2 separate regions of the Homo sapiens genome follow, and region 1 is linked to region 2. A link is a loop called in an ENCODE intact Hi-C map of the cell type or tissue named here. Cell type or tissue: heart left ventricle. All regions are shown on one strand. Each heading gives the region's core, and the rest is flanking DNA. Links, peaks and the distances in the headings are about the cores only. Region 1 overlaps SIK3 (SIK family kinase 3). Region 2 overlaps SIK3 (SIK family kinase 3).

Region 1 (8,335 bases), core at 218-8,217, 58 kb after region 2:
CTCCTTCAATCCAGCAGAAATAAATACAAAAATAACTCTTCAAGAGTACTACTCAAACTGCCAGTATTCTGACATCAGTAAACAAGATCCTTGGGGCAGAGGTATGGAAAAGAATAAACAGGTACTAGGAGAATGCCCTCTTAACACAACCTGCTTTCATGGAACTCACCACATGAAATCCATGTGGTAGGAAAAAATTTACTTGAGATGCAAATATTTATAAAAACTACGCTTTAGATAAAGACCATCTATTTTTAGGAGAGAAAATATGCAATAAAACTAGCACAGCAACAAACTAAAACACAGGGGGAGGAGGTAGTAGTAAACCACGTCCACCAGAATAAGAAACTATACTTTTGACTGTATTTTTAAACTGAAATATTCACTCTTTACCTCAAACTGTTGAAGAATCATTATGCAGAGAACACGGTAAGTTGAAACACATGCAAATACATGTGAACAAAGCTGTTTGGTTGTATTCACAGAACTTATGTGTGGTTTGGATGGTACAACTAGCACTAACTTCATGAGGTATGTAAAGGACGTTACCTCGACACAGCACCACGTACTGTGAGAAGTAGAAAGATCTTTGGAAATTTCTTATTCTAACCTAACCCCTTTGTTTCACAGATGATGAAACTAAAGCAAAGAGGGAGCAAGCAAAGCCTAAGTACAAAATAAAGAGATCCTGGTGCAGAAAAATGCAGTAACGCCTGTAATCTCAGCACTTTGGGAGGCCAAGGCAGGTGGATCACAAGGAGATTGAGACCATCCTGGCTAACACCATGAAACCCCGTCTCTACTAAAACTACAAAAAATTAGCCGGCACGGTGGCAGGCGCCTGTAGTCCCAGCTACTAGGGAGGCTAAGGCAGGAGAATGGCGTGAACCCGGGAGGCGGAGCTTGCAGTGAGCCGAGATGGCGCCACTGCACTCCAGCCCGGGCAACAGAGCGAGACTCTGACTCAAAAAAAAAGAAAAAAAGAAAAATGAAGTAACTTTCTAATGATAATTTTTAAAAGAACACATTCAGAATAGCCACAAAGTATCAGAAGAAACATTATAAGAGAAAAAACATTGGCCCAGCCAGTGGTGCTCACACCTATAATCCCAGCACTTTGGGATGCCGAGGCAGGTGAATTGCTTGAGCTCAGGAGTTTGAGACCAGCCTAGGCAACACAGCAAGACCCCATCTCTACAATAATAATAATTTAAAAATTAAAAAATTAGCCAAGCATATTAATGTGCACCTGTGGTCCCAGCTACTTGGGAGGCTGAGGTGGAAGGATTGCTTGAGTCTTTGGGGTTGAGCCTTCAGTGAGCCATGATCATGCCACTGCACTCCAGCCTAGGTAACAAAGCAAGACTCTTTCTCAATAAATAAATAATATATATATTACATATATATGTATAAATATAAATGTGTGAGAGTTTTATGGAGAGGAGTACAAAACTTCACTGAAAAATCTAAAAGAAGACAACATATGCCCTGTACATCAATGAACCTAAATACTGGAAGAAAAAACAAAACAAAACAAAAAAAAACCCTCAAGTCTCCCTTTCTGTCCCTACATAATCCACACTCTAGTCTGTCTCCCAAATAAGACTACAATAAGTAAAGGAGTATTCTCCTGTATTTGGTGGTAATAATGGCAAGAGAACACAGATGGAAAAAAACATGAGGATAAACCAGGAAAACATGTCTTACCCAAGCAGTTTAAACTTTAAATGCAGCTTTCTAGTCTATGATGCCCAGCCAGCAGCACCTTTCCTTCCACTTTTTTTTTTCCCCGCATGTTCGAATGTCTCTCAGATGATATGTGTTTCCAAGCAGTTCTCTATTCGCTTTTTAAATCAGTAAGGTCTTTTAAAATGCAAAGTCAACTTTGGAAACAATGTGGGCCAGCCAGAAACTAATTTAACATTGTAACTTTATAGCTCACCATACACTTATTTAAGGTCTGCACAACCTTGCAATTTAGTACTCTGCCACTCTGCCTCTTGAAAATAAGCAAAATGTTGCTGGCTCAACACAATAGAAACTATCGTTCTAAATCCCAAGAGCAAACAAGTAGAACCAGGTCAGTCCTCTGAGACCTCCAGTACCAAAAAGATACAGTATCAGTAAAATCCTAATAAAAATTATAAATTGAAACTAAAGGCAACCCAAGTTTTTTTTTTTCAATTAGTATACTAGAAGTAAAGAAGGGATTGGAAAAATTAAAATGAAAAATTAGACTTGACTGTGAGTTCCTATTACTGTGAGTAGTTACTGTGAATACCCTGACTGGGAGTTCCTATGACTTCCCACTACTGTGGACTTCCAAATTAAAAATATCAGGCAGATTTTGACACATGAAGTAAGATGTGGTTGGGCAATTAACAAGAGTAAATTTTTAAGTTAAGCAGATAGTTTCTGAAAGTTTAACTTGAAAAGGTAACTAAAAACACACATAGGATTTTAGGTTCAAACACTACTACAAACTGGGAAGTAAAAGCAATTGAAATTTCAAGTCTAATAGAACAATTTCTGTGTCTCAATCTTTTATTATATAGGATCCAAGGCAGCTGAAATTTAAATTTCAGTCTGAAAACAGTGGCAAAAGACCTTTTCTTCTCACTCAGAAAAAAATAAGCTTGGAACAGTAGACCTTCTGTGAGAAGGCAGCAGGCCATTCTGTATTTCAGCGGGGTCGTCATATAAAGAAAAGGCTATGACTGAACACATGAACTATGCAACTTCTTGGCAGCAATACATGTACTTACCAATACCAATCACTGTTGTGATCCCGCCTAGCCAACTACCAGCAAGTCTGCACTAAGTCTACAATTCAAAGGTGAGAACTTTCCTGAATAAAACCACTGTGGAGGCCAAGAGTGTCTAGACCTGAGGAGGAGTAGACCTGCCAACATCAGAGCACTCCCCAGTTCAAAGAATGAACTTCTTTTTCCCTTTGAGAGATAGAGATAATGCTGTGAATGGGGCCAAAGGTCAGGAGGCTTACCAAAACTGGGTATAACCTACATACATTAACGAGTCAAGCAACAAATCTGAACTCAGAATACGTGGTCTAATACCTTAGTATAACAGTGCAAATTACTTTATTGGCAGTATATTGAAAGTAAATTTTTTAAAAAAAGAAAACATTAATAGGCCACTACTCACTCGATCACTCTTCCCAGACACAAGTATCTCCAACCAGACAGCAATAACTTCCACATTCGTACCTCCAGGCTTCGTATTTCCAACAGCCACCTCCACAGTATTACCTTTGTGTCCTTGGGTACCTTAAACTCAACCCATCTACAACTAAACTGATTATATTTTCTTCTCCTACCAAACCTCCTCTTCCACACTGAATTCCCTTGTCACCTAAAAGCACTGTTTGGACAAACCAATAACTTCCTAATTAATCTACTTAACAAGGTCTCCTCCCCTCCACCTCCCAAAATCATTAATCCTTCACATTCCATTAATTTTCTTCTACAATGAAAGCTGTTACCACAAAATAATCACTACTATTTTTCAGCTACATTTACAGTGTGTCAAGAGCTGTGCTTTACATATTATCCCGTTCAATCAAATCCTCACAACAGTTCTTTCAGGTAGGCATTATTATGCTTGTTTTACAAATGAATTAAACCAAAGTTTAAGGCTCATCCAAGGTCAGAGAGAGAGCTGGTTAGTGGGAGACTAAGGATTTAATATCAGGCACTCTTTTAACCAATATAAAAGTAACCTGCCTTGGCTGGTCATGGTGGCTCATGCCTGTAACCCCAGCACTTTGGGAGGCCAAGGTGGGCGGATCCAAGGTGGCCAGGAGTTTGAGACCAGCTGGCCAACATGGCAAAACCCCGTCTCTATCAAAAATACAAAAATTAACCAGGCATGGTGGCACACGCCCGTAATCTCACCTACAAGGGAGGCTGAGGCATGAGAATCACTTGAACCCGGGAGGCGAAGGTTGCAGTGAGTCGAGATCATGCCACTGCGCTCCAGTATGGGCAATAGAGCAAGGCGCTGTCTCAAAACAAACAAAAACCCCTGCCTCATTAGAGAATGCTTTCTAAAAATTGAGGGAAGGGAGAGAAACAGGTATAATTTGAACACTCTAATAACTAAGTTACAAATTCATTATTTAACATATAGTTTCAGTCAAGAAGTACAAATAATTCTATACTATTAGAGATACTCTCAAAATACTGATCTGATCTAAAAGGTCTAACCAACCTATTACTTAAATGATAAAGTAAGTGAAACTATTTCACAATCGGCCTTCAACCTATCTTTCAACTAGATTTTCCAATATTCCCAGCCACTTTCCCCTCCTATCCCCATACTTTTTGGTACAAACCACTATACACAGCTAGTAAGGCCCATTCAATCTCCTATCACCAGGTCTATGGCAAATTTTTTCAATGCAGCCTTCTCTGACATCTTCAGGCAAAATTAACTCCTCCTTCCTCTTGCTTTTATGGCAGGTTTTTCATTTCTAACTCATAGCATACATATCTATATACATATACACCCATACACGTATATCACTAAATTTATTACAGACACCAAAAAAGGGGGTAAATCTTGTCTTTCTACGTATTTAGACATACATACAAAAAACTCGTGGCCGGGCATGGTGGCTCATACCTGGAATCTCAGCACTTTCGGAGGCCAAAGCGGGCAGAACACTTGAGGTCAGGAGTTCGAGACCAGCTTGGCCAACATGGTGAAACCTCATTTTTACTAAAAATACAAAAAATTAGCCAGGCGTGGTGGTGGGCGCCTATAATCCCAGCTACTCAGGAGGCTGAGGCAAGAGAATTGCTTGAACCCAGGAGGTGGAGGCTGCAGTGAGCTAAGATCCTACCAATGCACTCCAGCCTGGGCAACAGAGCAAGACCCCCCCCCCCAAAAAAAAACACCTCATATATTTGTGTGCATTTACAGGGAAAGGCATTTATATAGCAATTCTTACTATTTCTGATTCTATTGTTTCCTTTCTTATCCACTCCTTACCTATATCCCATACACTCTACAGCATTAAAAAAACAAAATTACATTGAGGCCAAAGTAAAATACTTCCAAATGTAAAAATAAATGATATGGCAATTAGCACTACTGTTAGGATGGACCATGCAGCACCCAATACATATTAATTGTACAATCTGTTTCATTTGTATACAGAGAAGCAGGGCTTTTCACTGTGCTTTACCCAGCAGAAATGGTTGTCTTTGCCTAGGATGCTAAAGGATCAAGGAATTGGAATTCAAAAAGTTATCACTAGGTCAGGAGCAGTAGCTCATGACTATAATAATCCCAGCACCTCGGGGAGCCAAGGCAGGAGGACTCTTGAGCCCAAAAGTTCAAGACCAGCCTAGGCAACATGGAGGGACCTCATCTCTACAGAAAAATTTAAAAATTAGCCAGACATAGTGCCATGCACCTGTAGTCCCAGCTATTTGGGAGGCTGAGGTGGGAGGGTCACTTAAGTCCAGGAGATAGAGGCTGCAGTGAGCCGTGATCATGCCACTGCTCTCCAGCCTGGGTGACAGAGTGAGATTCTGTCTCAAAAAAGTATCTCTAAAGGACCAAATGTGAACAACAACTAAACAGATTTTTATTTTATTTTATTTCTACTTTTATTTTTATTTTAATAAACAGAGTCTCACTATGTTGCCCAGATGGGTCTCAAACTCCTGGCCTGAGGTGATCCTCCCACATCAGCCTCCCAAAGTGGTGGGATTACTGGCATGAGCCACTGCACTCACCCAAAAGCTAGATTTTTAAAACTTTAAAAACCCCTCCCCACAGTAACAGAAATGCTTTTAACAGACACAACTGATTTTTTAAAAAAATAAATCACAGCATAACCATCTAGAAACGCAACTATGCCCACCATTTTCAGACTGTTTTTTCCTATACAACACCTTACATTCCTAAAATAGCTTAATTATGGAATTCCTGGTTTAAATGGACAACAATTTCTTTATTATTGTTTAACTTTAAAAAAGAAAACCAACCTAGAAACAACAGAATAAATTTAGCCTTATATGGATGAAACCCTGTTATAACTGACCTAAAAATACAGGTTACTTAGCTTCTAAAAATGATTTTTTTTCTTCCCATCCTTCTAATATATTCTAAAAAGTATAGAGGAGCAGATATTTAGGAAAACATGTATATTCCTTTAGTGCAATCCTAAAGCAGCAATGAAAAAACAACTTGAGTAATGGGAGGGGTAGTGGAGAGGAAGAGGGGCTGAACAGACGTCAGCAGGGTGCAAGGGGAGGATGGGTTGCCTAGGAAACCAAACAGTAAAGAATGAGCGGAAAAATCATTAGCTGAAAAACCTCTGAAATGCTTTTACAAGAGCTCAATCCTTCATCCCAAAAGATGTACAGCAAAGAGACCAATTGTCACAAATGACAAAGGGAACTTACAGCGTGACAGCCAAGCAAGTGCCTTTTCCGAACTGTGTGGCACACAGACATCAGGAGGAGCAACCATGAGTGAGTTACACATCCGTGACGAAACAGACATGTGTTTGTGTGCATGTATTCTTTCAGAGAGCTTTTGTTGGCTTAGCATTTAAACAGGTATAAACAGTATATTTAAACAAGTATAAATATAAAAAACCATTCCTATTTATGATACAACTAGGGTAAAGAAAATCAAACTTCAACAAATTTATGAAATTAGCTAGCCTCCCTTCTCCAGCCTTAAAATCTATTTAAAGTTGTTTTGATTTTTCAGTTATTGAATTACAAAGTGTTATTTGTAAGTAACCAGTAACTGTTTTTGAAGAGTCTGAAATGGACAAACCTCTTTGAAGTCTCCAAGCCAAACCTTTGTCCTAAGATCACTAAGCCACATTGTAGGTAAGGAGATAGGGAATTAGCAAGGAAAAAAATACATCGAAGGAAAGAATGTTAATCTTCCTTTCTCTGAAAAACACTTTAGAGCATAGTGGTTAAGATTCTGGTTCCTGGAGCCACACTGACTGCTCTACTCCTTCCTCGTTTTGTGACCCTAAGAAAGGTGCTTGCCCTTGCTGGGTATCAGCATTCTCACTTGTTACGGTGAGGATTATAACAATATCAAACTCACAGGGCAGTTGCCAGGTTTAGATGAAATAATGATTCATGACAAAAAGTGCTTGGTGGTAAGGATTCAATAAATGATCACGAAATCCCTTTGGGATTAGCTAATTAATCTCCTCATCTTGACCACAATCATATGTACTATAAGCCATCACTGTCGGACTAAACTGCGACAAACACTCCTGTTACAGAGCACCAGGAATCTACGTTTACTCACACCAAACTAAAACATACGGGTTCAGCTTTTAAGGCTCTCTAAAAGTTTTCCCCACGCTACCTATACAATTATTAATACCAACCCCAAAACAATCTGTTTTTGTCCTGCTATTCTTCATTCCTCAAACAAAACAGCCCCAAATTTTTGTGTCCACCTCTGCAGCAAGCTCAGTTTAAAAGTCCCGTTTTCCAGGCACTTCTCACCTCTACTTTCACTCCTTTTTTTTTCTTTTTTTCTTTAAGACAGAGTCTCAGGCCGGGCATGGTGGCTCACGCCTGTAATCCCAGCACTTGGGAGGCTGAGGTAGGTATGTCACCTGAGGTCAGGAGTTTGAGACCAGCCTGGGCAACATAGTGAAACCTTGTCTCTACAAAAATACAAAAATTAGCTGGGCATGATGGCGCATGCCCGTAATCCCAGCTACTCAGGAGGCTGAGGCAGGAGAATCGCTTGAACCCAGGAGGTGGAGGTTGCAGTGAGCCAAGATCGCACCATTGCACTCCAGCCTAGGCGACAGAGCAAGACTCCGTCTCAAAAAAAAAAAAAAAAAGACAGGGTCTCACTCTGTCACCCAGGCTGGAGTGCAGTGGCGTGATCTTGGCTCATTGCAACCTCCACCTCCCAGGCTCAGGAGATCCTCCCGCCTCAGCCTCCCGAGTAGCTAGGACTACAGGTGTGCACCATCACACCCAGCTAATTTTTGTATTTTTGTAGAGACAAGGTTTCACTATGTTGCCCAGGCTGGTCCCAAACTCCTGCGCTCAAGGCATCCACCCACCTCAACCCTCCCAAAGTGCTGGGATTACAGGTATGAGCCGCCACACCCGGCTCACCCTACTTCCTACCTGTGCAGATCTTATCTACTATTCTAGATACACTTCAGATGTTTTGGAAGTCCCCAATATTCTAATCGTCTAGTGATTGCTCTTAATCCTCTCAACAACCTGGCTCCTAAGAATAAATTTATATATCATCTATTTTGTCTGTTAGCTCTAACTCTACAATAATTATCTTCTTCAGG
Region 2 (8,335 bases), core at 240-8,239:
ATTTAATAGAAGAAAAAGGAGAAAATAAGAAGTCTTCCACTTAGCAGTTAAAAGGACTAGAATCAAGCTTTCCCTGGGAGGTCAGAGGTGGGGATAAGTAAGCTCCCACTCGGGTGTGTTTAGGCTTCCGGTGAGGTCTGCTATGAACTTTAAACAACACGAAGTCCAAACTAGGGAGAGTAACTTAACAGAAGCTGTGAAAGAACTGGCCATCCATCAGAGGTAGAATGCTATGTTTTAAGAGGCCATTTTCTAACAGTACCTGCTCCTCTGACCCCCTATTTCTCTTAACCCAAGGCCTAATTATTCTAATAATATGTTTTAGTTGCTAAACCTTGTCTAATTAAAGAGCTTTGAAGAGACAGCTATTCTTGAGAAACATAAAAATAAACCCTTATGAAGGTTTACCATCAGAAGCTCATTTGGCCAAGCTACCCATTAATTAAAATGCCCAAGAGACATTTGTCTGGCAGTAAATACTAATTACCAGAACACATCAAAGTGCTTCTTAAATGCTGCAGAATGATTAATTTCACAATTTCCAAAATAAGTGATTTCTTTTATTAAGAAAGTCTTTATAAATTTCTAAGTACCTTGTTTTCCTAAAGTGATTGGAAAGTTCTCAAAACTGTTATACGGGCCAGAAGCTGCTGGAATGCAGCCTAGTTCTGTTTTATCTCTACAGTGACACATCAGTTGTCCCTGGACAAATCATTTATCCTGCCAATACCCCCACCTCTTGATCTTCTAAATACAAGTAAACTCTGTTGCATGCTATACCCAAAGAAAGAACAGAATATTTGGGAATAAACGTGTACTCTGATTAAGAGTATCATACGTTAAAACTTTCACTTTCAAAGATGTTGCAAAAGACATTTTTGAAAAGGTCCACTGAATACTATATAGGGAATACTTAAACATCTAGTCAATAGAGCACAAAGTCCTTCAGGATTCTGCAGAGCTTAAAGGTGATTTTCTACACATCGATTGTCACTGTTAATGGTTCTGGTTAAAAGGTAGCTGTAACAGCGCACTGGGTAGTACAGCTTAAACTATAATACTTTCCCCAAAGTTACCTTCAGTACCCCTATAGTTATAGATACAAAGAAGATAAACAAATCACTTTTTTTTTTCCCCTGGACTCTAAATACACTTACGGAACAAATCACTTTTTTTTTTTAAAGTGTTCACATTAGATATTTGCTCCTAGCCATTGTGTTTAGGGTTCAAGTTTTCTTCTCTTTGGGAGCACTGTGCTCTTCACATGCAAGCTCCTTCCAGTGGCTCAATCGCATTCAGACCTCAGCCTCTGCCCTGATTTTTGCCCATCTTATCCCCCCAACCCCTACTCCCATTGGTTTGCTTTCACTGTAAACCTACGAGGTCTAGTGGGTGTGCCAGGAAGCCAGCAGCCTGCAGTGGTTTTCACTCCCTGCTGAAAATCGCCTTTCAGCTGCCTGCTGACAAATAGCTGCTTTATATTCGTATATGCTCTAGAGGCAGGCAGCAAACATTCTTCAAGTTCAAATGTGATATTTAACTTTCAGTGAAGAAATCCAGAGCTGTAGACCAGCCTGGACTTAACACATAGTCACAGCATTTTTACAAATACTGCAGTACTTTCAGAAGGCAAATGAAACCAAATGGCTCCTGAATCCACTCAATACGCAAAGTAAAATGTACGTTGAACCTTGTCAGGATAAACTCCAATTGCAAGGAACTCCAGAGTTGTTCTGCTTCTTCCAGGCAATTCAGTGAACTACCTCTCCTAAATACTGAGACACAAATACTACCCATATCCTCATCCCAATCATCCACACTGCAGCCATGCCCCTAGCTAGAGTCCTGCCCCCTCCCCACCCCCACCAATCTAAACAAACCTCAAGTAGACACCTGCTGCATAAAGTCAAGTCCATCACACTAAGCTTTTTTCACCATCAATCAACTACTTATCTATTTAGTTGCCATTATAGGTCTGGGACAAATTTAAAGTTTTCTTTGACCACAATTTCACTCCAAACATGTACCCAGACAGGGATGAGGTGACTCTCGGTTAAAAGGAAAAAAAATGGTTCTCCTGTTTCAAGTGCTTTTCAAAAGTAAAAAGTAAAACAAAGTAAAAAAAAGTAAAAAGTACTTTTAAATTCTCTTTCTCACTTTCCCATGACCATGACTTGGCATTGGTCTTCTTTAATCTTTTTGGTCTGCCCTTCCTTGCAAAATGAAAAGAAGTAAGTGACACTAAGAGATTTACATACCCGACGAAGAGTAATATTGTTAGAAGTACAGGAAATCGATTTTGAATTTTCTAAAGTATTAGAGCACCAGCACGTAAGTTTGCTTCAGAATTCACTGTTTGTAATTTTGTCCCAATCTTACTCAGGAAGAAAATATCTTGTGGTACATTTAGGTTCTGACCTTTCAAAGAGCAAAAATACACAGAAGCCAGTCTTACCTTCCCTAGGCCAGCTTCAATGGAGTGTCAGAGGTATGCCACTAATGGGATAGTGGTGCGGAGCCAACATTTCTTAAAATAAGTCACTTTTCCACTCTAAACAGACAGTGTCTCCATTTGTCTGCTAAGTCTACAACTCATAGTTGATGCAAAACACTAGCTGAAAATGAACATACCCTGACAGCAGGACAAGCAATAGGCAGAAATACCACATTTCAGTGAAGAATGAACCCAGCCTAGAAAAGGGAAAAGGCAGTATGTGTGCTCATCTTCATCTTAGGTGACTACCTGAAAAAACTTCTGCCAATTCCAAACTAACCACAGCTAGTAGTTCTTTGCTTTGCCACTCAGTTCTATCATTTCTTCTTCCTACACCCATGGAAACGACTTCCTGTTTATCAAACAAACGCTTCTTTCCAAAAAAGCAGGGCGAGGCCAAGATAACTCAGCTCCCCCTAAGCAGGTTAATAAGAGTGCAGTCACTTTAATATCCTATTGTCCTCTAACTCCCAGGCGTGGCTGCCACTGACTAGAGGAAGAGGGTTTGTCATTTTGTCTTTCTTGCCAAGAATCCAACTACCTCTTACCGGGCTTCTTGACTTGTTGCTGCTTCTTGTTACTATCTCTTTTCTTTGCTCCTCCATTGACCAGGCCAAAAACTTTTATGGCATCTTTCATTCTTCTCTTTCTCTCACACCCTGCATCCTATCCATCAGCAAATTCTATTAACTCTACGTTCAAATCATATTCAGAATCCAACTATTTCTCACCCCTGCCTTCACTCCACTCTAGTGCCACCAGCCTCATTTAACAGCAACTACCTCACTCCTAGATTTCTGCAATAACCTCCTAGGATTACTCCTCAAAAGAGCAGCCAAGGTAGTAATCTTTTTTTAAAAACTTTTTATTTTGAGATAATTATAGATTCACAGGAAGTTGCAAAGACAGTGCAGAGAGGTCCCGTGTACCCTTCGCCCAGTTTCCGCCAATGGTTAAATCTTATATAATTATAGAACGATATCAAAACCCAGAATTTGACATGGGTACAATGCGTATGTATAGTTCTATGTCACTTTATCACATGTGTAGATTTGTGGAACAACAACTGCAATTACTACAATAGCAATTACAACTATTCGGACTCAGTCATTACTGAGTACTCTCACATATATGCCTGCATGTGTAAACGGATCTTGCCTTTCCCCTGTTCAATTTTTTGTATCAAAAAAAGATACAAAAATATTTCACCACCACAAAGATCTCCGTTGCACTACCCCTACACAGTCATGCTTGTTCCTCTATGCCCCACCATCCCTAACTCCTAGAAACCACTAATCTGTTTCCCATTTATGTAATTTCATCATTTTAAGAACACTATATAAACAGAATCATACAGTCGGCGACCTTTTGAGATTGGCTTTTTTATTTTCTTGTTTTTGTTTGTTTGTTTTTTGAGAAAGAGTCATTCAAGCTGGACTGCAGTGGCAAGATCACGGCTCACTGCAGCCTTGACCTCCTCCCACCTCAGCCTCCCAAGCAGCTAGGACTACAAGCATCTGCCACCATGCCTAGCTAATTATTTAGAGGTAGGGTTTCACCAAGTTGACCAAGCTGGTCTCAAACTCATGGGCTCAAGTGATATTCCTGCCTAGGCCTTCCAAAGTGTTGGGATTACAGGCATAAACCACCATGACTGGCCTGATATTTTTAGTCACCATAATGTCCTTAAGATCCATCCAAGTTGATGTGTCTATTAACCTTGCTCCTTTTTTTTTTTTTTTTCTTTTTTGAGGCAGAGTCTCACTGTCACCCAGGATGGAGTGCAGTGGTGCAATCTTGGCTCACTGCAACCTCCACCTCCTGGGTTCAAGTGATTCTCCTGCCTCAGCCTCCCAAGTAGCTGGGACTACAGGCGTGCGCCACCACACCCGGCTAATTTTTGCATTTTTAGTAGAGACAGGGTTTCACCATATTGGCCAGGCTGGTCTCAAACTCCTGACCTCGTGCTCCACCCGCCTCAGCCCCCCAAAGTGCTGGGATTACAGGCGTGAGCCACTGCACCTGGCCCCATTTGCTCCTTTTTACTGCTGAGTAGTACAGCATGGAATAGATGTACAAGAGTTTCCTTATCCATTCACCTACTGAAGGACATTTTGGTTGTTTCCAGTTCTTAGCTATTACAAAGAAAGCTGCTATCAACAATTAAACAATTGTGTATAGAATTTTATATGAATATAAGTTTGCATTTTCTCTTTTCTTCCTTCCTCTCTCTCTCTCTCTCTCTCAAGAGACAAGGTCTTGCTGTGTTGCCCATGTTGGAGTGCAGTGGCCCAATCATGGCTCATTGTAGCCTCAAACTCCTACACTCAAACAATTAAGTCTGCATTTCTATGTAGCAGGGTAATTCTCTTAAATCTTAAATAAGATCACATCATTTTTTTCTGTCAAAACCTCCGGATGGGTTCCCAGCTCATGACCTTTGACCTTACCTTCTTTCACTGGCTCTTTTGTTCTACTATAATCACATATGCCACCTTGCTATTTCTCAAACACAGCAGAAATACTCCTGCCACAGGGCCTTTGTTCTTTCTATTCTTTCTACTTGGAATGCTCCTCCCCAAATAGCTGCATGATCTTTTACAAAAGTATAACCTTCTCAGAGAGGTCTTTCCTATCTCTATTGTCAGCTTACCTCCTGATATTTCAATTTCATATTCACTTCCCCTACGCACTTTATCATTTTCTAACAAATGACACATTCTACCCTACTTAGTTGGTGTACTATCTGTCTTCTCCACTAGAAAACAAGCTCCATGAGGGCAGGCATTCTTGCCATTTTGTTCAATACTGTGTCTAGTACAATGAACGGTATCTGACGCATATTAAGCACTTAATAAGTATTTATTAAAAGAACAAAAGATGATTGAATACATTCCTATCCCTGTTTATTAAAACTATTTCCTGAACCTTAGATTTTATTAGCAAAATGAATGCTAAATGCTATTGCTCACCTCAATGAATTCAAGAGTCTTCCCAACTAATCTAAAAAGGCACACTAACATATATGACCTGTCTTCATATATCCAAGTCTGTACTTGGCATACAAGCAAAAAGTATACTAAATTTTCTTCTGTCTCTTCCAAATAAACTAAACTTTTTCCCTGAGAGTTTTGAGACAACACAATTTCTTCGTGAAACACATTATCACAGGATATGCTTTAGTTTTGAAAATGTGGAACTAGAACTATTTTTTTCTATGCCTCCTTATTACACATAAAATAGTACTCTGCCTATGATGGATACTTAATAATTATAGATTAGGCCAGGCATGGTGGTTCACACCTATAATCCCCGCACTTAAAGACCAGCCTGAACAGCAAAGCAAGACCCCATTGCTACAAAAAATTTAAAAATCAGCCAGGCATAGGCCGGGCGCGGTGGCTCACCTCTATAATCCCAGCACTTTGGGAGGCAGAGGTAGGTGGATTACCTGAGGTCAGGAGTTCAAGACCAGCCTGGCCAACATGGTGAAACCTCATTTCTACTCAAAATACAAAAAAAAAATTAGCCGGGTGTGGTGGCGCATGCCTATAGTCCCAGCTATTCGGGAGGCTGAGGCAGGAGAATCGCTTGAACCTGGAAAGCAGAGTTTGCAGTAAGCCGAGATCGTGCCACTGCACTCCAGCCTGGGCGACAGAGTGAGACCCAGTCTCAGAAAACAAACAAACAAAATCAGCCAGGCATGGTGGTATGCACCTGGTAATCTGTTGAGAGGCTGAGGCAGGAGGATCACTTGAACCCAGGAGTTCGAGGCTGCAGTGAGCTATGAGCATGCCACTGCACTCCAGCCTGGGCAACAGGGCAAGACCCTATCTTTAAACTATTATTAATAATGATAAATTATTATTAATTATATTGATTATTAATACTTATTAATTTATTATTATAAATTAACTCAAGGAATACCAATGAGAGAAGAGACTATAAGCTTTTACAAAAACACTTTTTTTACTCTTCATTTTGCTATTAAACAAGGTTTGTAAACTACACACTTTTTAAGTTGTCTTCATAAAAAACATGCCATCCTTTTCATATCAAGTCCATTCACAGTAATGTATAAGGAAGGATTTGTTTTCTTATGGCTTCTTAAAAAGTATTTCTAGACTAAGCATAAACCCAGGTAGGCTTTGAAATAGAATCTCATATATTACAAAAGGCCTTTCAAAAATGTTATTCAAGTTTTCTCATATAGTACCAATGTTTCTCATGCTACACCAAGGTATTAGCAATACTTGGTTTGCTAATCCTGTAACAGAGGTTCTAATCAGATCCTAGTATAACCTGCATGCTCCAAGTCAACAGAGGTACCTTTCGATTTGTTAAAATATTGACTATCAAAATGTTGCAATCCTAGCTCTAACTAGTCTTCCAAAGGGAACAGCTCAAGTACATGTCTCCAGGGAATTTTATGTAGCATGAGATGGTAACTAATGCCAATACATAAGGCTAATGGCTTCCAAATTCACTGTTTCTAGTCATCTAACCTCCTGAGCTCCAAACTCCTGTTTTCAAATGTCTACTGAAAAACTTCATCTAGGTATCATAAATATATCTAAATTTAGGCCAGGTGTGGTGGCTCACACCTGTGATCCCAGCACACTGGGAGGCCAAGAAGGGAGGATCACTTGAGTCCAGGAGTTCAAGATCAGCCTGGGCAACATAGTGAGATCCCATCTTTATTTTTATAATTTAAAAAAATTTGAAAGATATCTAAATTTAACATGGACCAAACTGAACTAGCGTTCTCTTTGTTTGTTTGCATTTTTGAGACAGAGACTCACTTTGTCATCCAGGCTGAAGCGGGGTGGTGTGATCTCGGCTCATCACAACCTCTGCCTCCCAGGTTCAAGTGATTCTCCTATCTCAGCCTCCCAAGTCACTGGGACAACAGGTGCCACCATGCCCAGCTAATTTTTGTATTTTTAATAGAGACGGAGTTTCACCATGTTGGTCAGGCTGGTCTCAAACTCTTTACCTCAAGTAATGCACCTACCTCAGCCTCCCAAAGTTCTGGGATTACAGGCGTGAGCCACAGCACCTGGCCTGAACTAACGTTCTCTTTATCTTCCTGCTGTAACCTAGTTCTCCTCCTGAATCCCTATTACCATCATCTAGATGTCCATGAAAGAAACTTTGGAATCATCTTCAACTCCTCTTTCTTCCTCACTCTTAACATCCAATTACTTACAAAATACGCTAAATTTTCGACTTACATTTAAAGAGTATGCCTCCTCTTCTCTATCCTTCAGGTTTCCCTTTCTGCCCATCATCCTTTACATTGTTACCAGTTATTCTAACACATTTCTTTGGTCGTGTCATTCATTTAACTTAGAACTTTTCAACAAAATCTCACAGCCTACAATATATAGTTCTAATTCATAAACATAGTTCACCTGCATGTGTACTTGCTGTTTCACCAACATGCTGTACACTTTGCTCAGGGTTTTACTTCTTGCTGGAATGCCTGTCTCCTATTCTCATCCCCATCCCCAGCTGAACTTTGGAATTCAAGGTTATCCTTTAAAGTCCAGCTTAAAGGTCATTTCTCTGAAGCTAACCCTAACCTACTCACCCGCCCTAGAAAAACTGCTCCATAATTTGTGTCTAATGACATTTAATCTATCTGCCTCTATGACATCAGCAAACAATTATATTACAGTAATTTCTTATCTTGTGTGTCTTCCCTCCTAGCCCATGGATTTTTGGTCCATGGATGGGTTTATATCCATGAAGCACTGCAAGACGTAGAAAAATATGTAGAGTGTGTTTCTGTTTGTGTAGGAAGGAAGGGAAAATACAAATATGCATGTGTATGTATAT

Evidence for each region. Hi-C counts contacts between places; a loop is a spot of excess contacts. Peaks named below come from ENCODE experiments on the same cell type or tissue, not always from the same donor. Only the 100,000 strongest peaks of a DNase experiment are listed, where the experiment ranks them.
Region 1: a loop joins it to region 2, with 2.0 times the contacts of the local background. A loop is called at or near these places in 6 of 110 quality-filtered maps.

Annotation. Positions count from the first base shown.
Region 1 is chr11:116,987,420-116,995,754 of GRCh38, forward strand. The region is part of intron 1 of SIK3 (SIK family kinase 3); the gene reads right to left. Among named protein-coding and RNA genes, the nearest start is that of SIK3, 110 kb to the right of the region's middle. In heart left ventricle, for the core only: no CTCF peak of the experiment used is centred there; no DNase peak of the experiment used is centred there; H3K27ac peaks cover 1,362 bases.
Region 2 is chr11:116,928,917-116,937,251 of GRCh38, forward strand. The region is part of intron 3 of SIK3 (SIK family kinase 3); the gene reads right to left. Among named protein-coding and RNA genes, the nearest start is that of APOA1, 95 kb to the left of the region's middle. In heart left ventricle, for the core only: no CTCF peak of the experiment used is centred there; no DNase peak of the experiment used is centred there; H3K4me3 peaks cover 1,285 bases; H3K27ac peaks cover 3,215 bases.